Regions from separate parts of the Homo sapiens genome. Here region 2 is linked to region 1. A link is an interaction called in ENCODE POLR2A ChIA-PET data of the cell type or tissue named here. Cell type or tissue: OCI-LY7. All regions are shown on one strand. Links, peaks and the distances in the headings refer to the core of each region. The heading gives the core; the rest is flanking DNA. Region 1 overlaps CUX1 (cut like homeobox 1). Region 2 overlaps CUX1 (cut like homeobox 1).

Region 1 (4,392 bases), core at 293-4,292:
GGCTCCCACCCGTCATCCCAGCACTTTGGGAGGCCGAAGCGGACAGATCATCTGAGGTCAGGAATTCTGAGACCAACCTGGCCAACACGGTGAAACCCATCTCTACTATAAAAATTAGCTGGGTGTAGTAGTGGGTGCCTGTAGTCCCAGCTACTCAGGAGGCTGAGGCAGGAGAATCACTTGAACCTGGGAGGCGAAGGTTGCAGTGAGTCGAGATCCGCCACCGCACTCCAGCCTGGGTGACAGGGTAAAACTCCCATCTCAAAAAAAAAAAAAAAAAAAACAAGTTATACCAATTGGGCCTGCTTCTCCCGACTCCCCCTCCACCTGCTCCAGCCCTTCCATCTCCACCACCTTGAAACAACAAGACCAACGCCTCCTCTTCCTCCTCAGACTCCTCAACATGAAGGCAAAGAGAATGAGGACCTTTATGATGATCCATTCTATATTCTGATTAGTAAATATATTCTCTCTTCCTTACAACTTTCTTAATAACATTTTCTTTAGCTTACTTCATTCTAAGAATACAGTATATCACACATATTAACATACAAAATACATGTTAAGCAACTGTTTATGTTATCGGTAAGGCTTCCCATCAGCGGTAGGCTATTAGTAATTAAGTTTTTGGGGAATGAAAAGTTTTATGTGGGCCTGGTGGCTCATGCCTATAATCTCAGCTCTTTAGGAGGCTGGGACAGGAAGATTACTTGAACCCAGGAGCTCAAGACCAGCCTGGGCAACAAAGCAAGACCCTGTCTCTAAAAAAAGAAAAAAATTAAAAATTAGCCAGGCATGCTGGTGAGTGTCTGTAGTTCCAGCTACTGGGAGGCTGATGTGGGAGGACTGCTTGAGCCCCGGATGTCCAGGCTGCAGTCAGCTATGATTATGTCACTGCACTCTAACCTGGGTGACAGAATGAGACCCCGTCTGAAAAGGAAGGGAAAGGAAAAGAAAAGAAAAGAAGAGAAGAGAAGAGAAGAGAAGAGAAGAGAAGAGAAGAGAAGAGAAGGAGGGGAGGGGAGAAAAAAAGTTATACGTGGATTTTTGACTGTGCAGGTGGGGTAGGGGGAACAGCAGAAGGGATCAGCCCCTAATCCCCATGTTGTTCAAGGGTCAACTGTATTTTAACCAACACTTATGTTACTTTGCAAAGAAAGATAATTAATGGGACTGAAAAAGTAACACTTATGTTACTTTGCACAGAAAGATAATTAATGGGACTGAAAAAGAAACATCTATTCCATAGGTGTACCTATCAGTAGCTTTCAAAACACAGCCATTTTAATATAATCTACCTGCTTTCACTATATTAAAAAAAAGAATTAATTTTGCATTCTTAACCAGCTGAATGAGTCCTAAATCGGACACACAAGGCAGAGAGTGGGGGCCTGTGTGGCGATGGTGTGGTGGGTACCCAAGGGATAATCAGGGCAGAGGGAGGGAACCCAAGCTCAGAGGGGAGCCCTAGAGATCCCCGGCCACCCCACGACTGTTCTGCTGGAAAGCCCTGTCTCCCACACCTCCCCAAGCACACAGAACTCAGTGGGCGCCCCCTGCCCACTCCCCGACCCGCCTTCCAAGCCCTTCCTGCAGCCTTCCCAGAGGCTCAGACACACTGCTCCATCCATCCCAGCCTCGTCCTGCCAGTCCTGTCCGCCCTCTAGGCGGGAAGCCACTGCTATTTTAAGTCTCCATCACTACTGCCGGGCACACAGGGGCAAAAGAAAAAGGAATGCATGAAATAGGCTTGAAGGCCGGGCGCAGTGGTTCACCTCTATAATCCCAGTACTTTAGGAGACCAAGGAGGGAGGATTACTGGAGCCCAGGAGCTCAAGACCAGCCTGGGGAACAGGGCAAAACCCTGTCTCTAAAAAAAAAAATGGAAAAATCAGCCAGGCGTGGTGGTGCATGCCTATAGTCCCAGCTACCCGGGAGGCTGAGGTGGAAGGATTGCTTGAGCCCGGGAGGTCAAGGCTTCAGTGAACTATGATCTCACCACTGCACTCCAGCCGGCAACAGAGCAAGACCCTGCCTCAAAAAATCAAAAACAAAAAAAAACAAAAAAATTCTGAAGTAGGCTTGAAGCTCAGATGTACAGAGGGAGGAGGAGGGAGCTCCCCCAAATAAGCAAGATTCTGGAGTCATTCTAGCTGGGATGGAAAAGGTTTAGGTGGGGCAGAAAGGACTATCAGGAACTCTGTCTGCTACCCTAAGAAATGTGGTCTCCACTCTGTGCCTAAGTGGGCCACCATGGATGTTTAAGGAGAGGAATGGCATGATGAAATCAATGGTTCGGGAAGATTAATCTGGCAGCTGCATTTATAATGGATTGCGACCTGTTTCGAATGGGCAGTTTTGAAACAAGTAAAAGACGACGCACTCAGCTCGTGTGTTAGAAAGACTTGGCTCTCACACACAATAAGCAGCCCCGAAGACTAACTGCGCGCGCGCGCGCACACACACACACACACACACACACACACACACACACACACACACAGATTTCATTAAGGTATCAGGGCGTTTTAAGATGACAGCATAATTATATACCAACACAGAGCCACGTAAAACAATCACAAACTACTTCTTACTCCCCTGACAATGACATTCAACCATAACTGGCAATATCCTTCCTCTCCCAGTCCCACATCGATGCTGACAAACTGCGGGATGACAAACTGCGGGACCAGGGCTGAGGACCAGGTGGAGGGGAAGAGATGACCAAGCCTTCCCTCTGGGACGGCCAGCTCCGGATGGTAGCTTTACGATTCCGCAGCACAGCTCTCCAAGGGCCCTGGCCACCTTGTGGTCCTCCAGGCTCATCGGTGACTGCAGGCTCCTGGATCCCATGGAGCAGAAACCTGAACTTGTCTCCCACTTGGCTGAGTGACGAGACAGCATGCGTTACTGTGTAAGCAACGAGTTGAGATACGGCTGAAATAAAGCAATTCTGGTAAATGAATGTTTCTATGCTGGTTTAAACACATGCTCCTCTGCTCTCAATTTTCTGTCTCAAACCTGTATGACTTATAACATCTCTACTGTGTGAATAGGAAGGGAAGATGGGATTTGATTAACAGCTCTGGTCGTAATTTTAGCTGTAATCTCTGTATGTTGGGGACTCCAGCCCTTTTTCTTTTGAAAGGTTGGTATTCTCCGGGCGGTTGCTGACTACGCTCTCGGCGAGGACACAGCAGAACTGTATGCAGCAGAAATAATTCACTGGACCCAGGACTGCATGGGTTCAAGTTCTGGGTCAACTACTTGGTGAAAAACAGAAAATAATATGTTTCACCATTATCTGCCACACCTTTCAGAGTGACACAGAAATGGTGACGGGAGCCACAGAATGTTCCCAGTTCCAGAGGGAGAACGAAAGTCTTTTCCAAACCTCATCAAAAACGTTACATGTATACGATTCCCTCCAGCGAGAATTTTATTTTTAATTTTCATTTACATAGTATCTTTCTTCCAAGAATCTCAAAATAATGGAGCTGTAGAAATACTTGTTTAAAAAAAAAAGTTGTCACAACACAGGAAGGGACAGGCTTGGCAGGGCAGGAGAAGGGCGAGAAGTGACAGGCCGTCCTGACAGCAAGGGCTCCAGGTAACACCCGGAGGCTAGGCTGAGGGCGGCTCCAAGCCGGCCCTTCCCTCACTGCAGCCCACGGCTTTACCAATGCTCACAGCTTCAGGCTCTTCAAGACAAAGATTTACCTTTGGTATCATCTGCTACCTTTTATCAAATTATTTTTTATCTAAATAATCATTTCTTCCCTAGAAACAGGAGGGGAAAGTGGTAATAAGCCAGAGAAACTTACAGGCCCAAAACAACAACTCAACAAAGGTGTCTAAAAAGAGTGGAGGCCAGGCACGGCGGCTCACACCTGTAATCCCACCACTTTGGGAGGCCGAAGGGGGTGGATTGCTTGAGGTCAGGAGTTTGAAACCAGCCTGGCCAACATGGTGAAACCCTGTCTCTACTAAAAACACAAAAATTAGCTGGGCGTGGTGGTGCACACCTGTAATCACAGCTACTCGGGGGGGCTGAGGCACGAGAATCACTTGAACCTGGGAGGTGGAGGTTGCGGTGAGCGGAGTTTGTGCCACTGCACTCCAGGCTGGGCGACAGAGTGAGACTCCGTCTCAAAAAATAAAATAAAAAGAGTTGATATTCGTTCTGTCTTAAAGATATTAAACTATGTTAGAGAAAACAAAATCATGGCAATTCATTAGGGAGAAAGCCCCAGTTTAAGAAAAATTGTCTTGCTTTTGGGGGGAAATGGAAAGAAGCTTTTGTGTTGCATTTTGTTTTTCGGTTTGGTTTGGTTTGGTTTTTTCATATGCTGGGTGGACAGGATCTGAATGTCTTACATTTAACAAAAAGCT
Region 2 (4,392 bases), core at 274-4,273, 150 kb before region 1:
AAGTGATAAAAGATAAATCAACCCAACGTTTGATTTATAAGATATATCAGACTGATAACTAGTGACAATGTTAATCTAATTACAATTCAAAAATCTCATCACATCCATTTTCCATGCTATTTCATTAACTTGGGCTTTTGCCAACAATTCAACATTTTAAGCGTGACCGAATTCACGCTTCATTCCTTCGGTGTGGGTGATGACCTGCTCCAGGGTGAGGGTCTCAGAGCCCCTCTTCCACCCAGTGGCCCATATGCCGGCCCTAGGGAGCCCTTTTTCTAGCCCACAATCCTTTCCCAGCATCACAGTCTAGAGCACCTCCATCTCCTGGTACTCACCTCCTGGAAGGTTTTCTGAGTGGTCAACATGTTCCCGAGAGCCTACATCTGCACTGCTTGCCCAGGATTTCTGCTTCTTGCTCATTAAATGGACACTCTTGGCTTTAAAGGTAGGGCAGGCACCAGGCGGTTAACACCAGGCAGCGCCCCTCTGGCCCCAGTAATTTGTGACCACTGGTCATTATGCTTCCCACATAGAATCCAGCCAGCCCATCAACAGATGTTTACTGTGCACCTATGATACCCCGGGCTCTGTGCCTGGGGCTGGACGTACGCCGTGAAGTGGCCTGAAAGTGCTCTCATGGGAATGGCATTCTAGGAGGGAAAGGTAGACAGAGATGGAAATGACACACCAGGCAATGTGTGACAGGAAGAGCACAAGTAGCTGGAATTCCGGGTGAGCCAGGTGGAAGAAAGTGGAAGAAGCCACGGGGCGCAGAGGAGGAGGACAGAGGCTAGGCAGGTTCAAGGGTGAAGACCGGGGCTAGAGGGGCCGTGGCCCAGCCAGTGAGGGCGACGTGGGGTCACAGAATGTGGAAGGTTGGATGGAAAGACATCAGAGGGTCTAGCAGGGAGACGGAAAGATCTGAACTGCATTCGTTAGAAATAAAACTGAGGCCGCTGGGGAAAGAGAATGGACAGAAGGCAGCCAAGAACGGAAGTGGTGGTGGGGTGGCCATGACAGTGGCTTGGGCCAAGGTGACAGCGTGTAGCTGGGAGCCCAGGTGTATCCAGGAGGAAGGACGGGCTTGCTGGTGGACCAGGCATGTCGGGGGAGAGGAGGGGGAGCCCCAGGGCACACCTAGGTTTTAGCCTGAGCAGCCCCTGGGTGGTGACGCCATTTCCCGAGGTGACAGGGGGACTGGGATTGGTGGTGCAGGCGGTGTGTGTGGGAGGGGTCAACAGTTCTCTTTTGAAGCCATGTGAAGCCGGAGATGTCTTTCCAAGTAGAGATGTTGAATATTCAGTTGAATATTTGGGTTAATATAAATATAGACGCCATCCTTCTGTGGATGGTATTTTAAGCCACGAGAGTCGATGGGATCCCCTGAGGACAGGGTCTTGTAGATATCAAAGGGCAGGTCCCCGAGACTTATGTGCCCTCTAACCTCAGGTGCAGGGCGCGAGTGGGGACCCAGCAGAGTGATGGGCAAGGTGGGCCGAACCAGGAGAGCCTGTATCTCAGACAGGGGTCAGGGAAAAAAAAAACGTTTTAAGAAGGGGAAAGTGGTCTGCTCTCAAGAGCTCAGTCACATCTCATGCTTTACTTTTCAATAATTTTCACACATTCTGCTGACCCCCCATATATAACCATGCTTAAAAAGCAAGATTGCAGCTTGAAATTCCTAGTTCTTGGCTCCTGGAAGGAGGAATCTTTTTTATTTATTTATTATTATTATTTTTTGAGCAGAGTCTCACTCTGTCACCCAGGCTAGAGTGCAGTGGTGCAATCTCGACTCACTGCAGCCTCTGCCTCCTGGGTTCAAGCGATTCTCTCAAAGGAGAATCTTTTTATGTTATTTATTTATTTTGAGCCACGGTTTCACTCTGTTGCCCAGGCTGGAGTACAGTGGCACGATCATAGCTAACCTGCAGCCTCGATCTCTTGGGCTCAAACCATTCTCTTGCATCACCCTCCCAAATAGCTGGGACTACAGGTGTGCACCATCATGCCTGGCTAAAGTTTTGATTTTTTGGTAGAGATGGGGTCTTGCTACACTGTCCAGGCTGGGGAATCCTTTTATTTAAAAATAATGGTATTTCTTCAAAGAATAGCTTCAGCTTGGACCAAACCAATTTTCCAAGACTGAACAGAGACAAGGAGGAGTGGCAGCCAATGTAGGGAATATCTGGAGCTGGAAAAAGAGCAATGTTTTAAGTAAGGGCTGGAAGGAAGTTCCTTGTGGGTTGATACATCTTCGGGAGTGGAGAGATAAAAGCGGAAATGGAAATCAGGAAGGGTGCTGGGTGCAGTGGCTCACGCCTGTAATCCTAGCACTTTGGGAGGCCGAGGCGGGAGGATCACCTGAGGTCAGGAGTTCAAGACCAGCCTGGCCAACATGGTGAAGCCCCATCTCTACTAAATATACAAAAATTAGCCGGGTGTGGTGGTACACACCTGTAATCCCAGCTACTTGGGAGGCTGAGGCAGGAGAACTGCTTGAACCTGGGAGGTGGAGATTGCAGCAAGCTGAAATCATGCCACGACACTCCAGCCTGGGTAACAAGAACGAAACTACATCTCCAAAAAAAAAAAAAAAAAAAAAAAAAAAATCAGAAAGGGAAAAGACTATTCAAATTCTAGTTACAATATCAACTAAATGGAATAAAGTCAAATTTAAATCTCGGGAAGTTGGAGCTACTTTTGTTTCCCCTGAACTGTGACAGAGCAGGACAATTGTTCAAAGAGGCACATGGAGTTTTCACACCTCCAGTATAATGAGACGCACTGGATCCACCGATGTAAATTTAGAGTTTTTCAATATGTGCAATTATGCCACCATCCAAAATGCCAAAATGCTGCCACATTCACACTCGTCATCAGATCTTTAATGGCTGCCCAAAAAAGTTATGAGAAAGAGGAGAGTGGCTGATGGGAGAAACAGTCAATTACAGCTCTCTGGAAAGCCCTCAGGCTGCCACCTCTACAAGTTTTGGCTTTTAGGGGAAGTTCATTTCAAACTCCTGCCCCCGTCTGGGTTTTTCAATCAAAAATTCCTTATGCATATTTTTGGTTCACATTTCCCATCGCTCAAAAATGATTTTTAAAATTTTCTTTTATTCAGAATATTTAAAGGAATATTGCATTGGGAAAATGAGCTATCTGCCTGGGGGAAAAAACAGATCCCTTACACTACAATACCCTACACACAAAACTGTTGTCGATTCAAAAACCAAGTGAAACACTAGAAATCTACAATTACTATAAGAGAGTACAGAAATATAGTTTATGTTTACAAAATGAATGGTAGATTTGGGAAAAATTTCTACAACATGTAAGAGAGAAATAATTAATTCATACTGTGGTTTTTTGTTTGTTTTAGAGATGGGGTCTCTCTCTGTGCCCAGGTTGGAGTGCAGTGGTGTGATCTCGGCTCACTGCAATCTTCACCTCCCAGGTTCAAGTGATTCTCCCTGCCTCAGCCTCCCAAGTAGCTGGGATTACAGGCATCCATCACAACGCCTGGCTAATTTTAGTAGAGACGGGGTTTCACCATGTTGGCCAGGCTGGTCTGGAACTCCTGACCTCAGGTGATCCACCCACCTTGGCCTCCCAAAGTGCTGGGGTTACAGGCGTGAGCAGCTGTGCCCGGCCTTAATTCATGCTCTTTAAAAGTGAGTAAGATGACGACGAGGTAAAAGACCAACCAAAATAAACAAAGGATGTCAAAAGGTAATTTACACAGGAGATACCACTGGCTAACAAACACACGGAAAGACAGCCAACCTCACTGTTGATGGACGAGTTTTGAGTTTAAGGCAATATATATTTTTTGACCAGTGGAAAATTTATCACAATGCCATTATCCAGGGTTAGTGAGGTTTGGAGGAAGAGAACACTCCCATGCCTCACTGGTGAGGAGTGACAACTGAAACAGGCATTTTCTTTTTTCTTTTAGAGACGGGGTCTCGTTCTGTCACCCAGGTTGGAGTACATGACACAATCATAGCTCACTGCAGCCTCGAACTCCTGGGCTCAAGTGATCCTCCCACCTCAGCTTCCTGAGTAGCTGGGACTACAAGCACATGCCACCATGCCTAGCTGATTAAAAAAAAAAAAATTCATTTTTTGTAGAGATAAGGAGGTCTCACTATGTTGCCCAGGCTGGTCTCAAGCTCCTCCTGCCTTAGCCTCCCAAAGTGCTGAGATTACAGGCGTGAGCCTTTTCTTTTCTCTCTCTCTCTCTCTTTTTTTTTCCTTTTGAGACAGAGTCTTGCTCTGTTGCCCAGGCTGGAGTACAGTGGCACAATCGCGACTCACTGCAACCTCCATCTCTCGGGTTCAAGGGATTCTCCTGCCTCAGCCTCCTGAGCAGCTGAGATTACAGGCACC

The links. Peaks named below come from ENCODE experiments on the same cell type or tissue, not always from the same donor. Only the 100,000 strongest peaks of a DNase experiment are listed, where the experiment ranks them.
Region 2: POLR2A ChIA-PET joins it to region 1 with 5 read pairs; 7 of 35 experiments call an interaction of 5 or more read pairs at or near these places.

What each region holds. Positions count from the first base shown.
Region 1 is chr7:101,823,865-101,828,256 of GRCh38, reverse strand. The region is part of intron 1 of CUX1 (cut like homeobox 1); the gene reads right to left. Among named protein-coding and RNA genes, the nearest start is that of CUX1, 8.4 kb to the right of the region's middle. RefSeq lists an enhancer at 3,338-3,900. In OCI-LY7, for the core only: a CTCF peak has its summit at 2,831; DNase peaks (open chromatin) are centred at 2,463 and 3,623; H3K4me3 peaks cover 2,748 bases; H3K27ac peaks cover 3,222 bases.
Region 2 is chr7:101,975,121-101,979,512 of GRCh38, reverse strand. The region is part of intron 2 of CUX1 (cut like homeobox 1); the gene reads right to left. Among named protein-coding and RNA genes, the nearest start is that of CUX1, 160 kb to the right of the region's middle. RefSeq lists an enhancer at 279-920. In OCI-LY7, for the core only: no CTCF peak of the experiment used is centred there; no DNase peak of the experiment used is centred there; H3K27ac peaks cover 1,670 bases.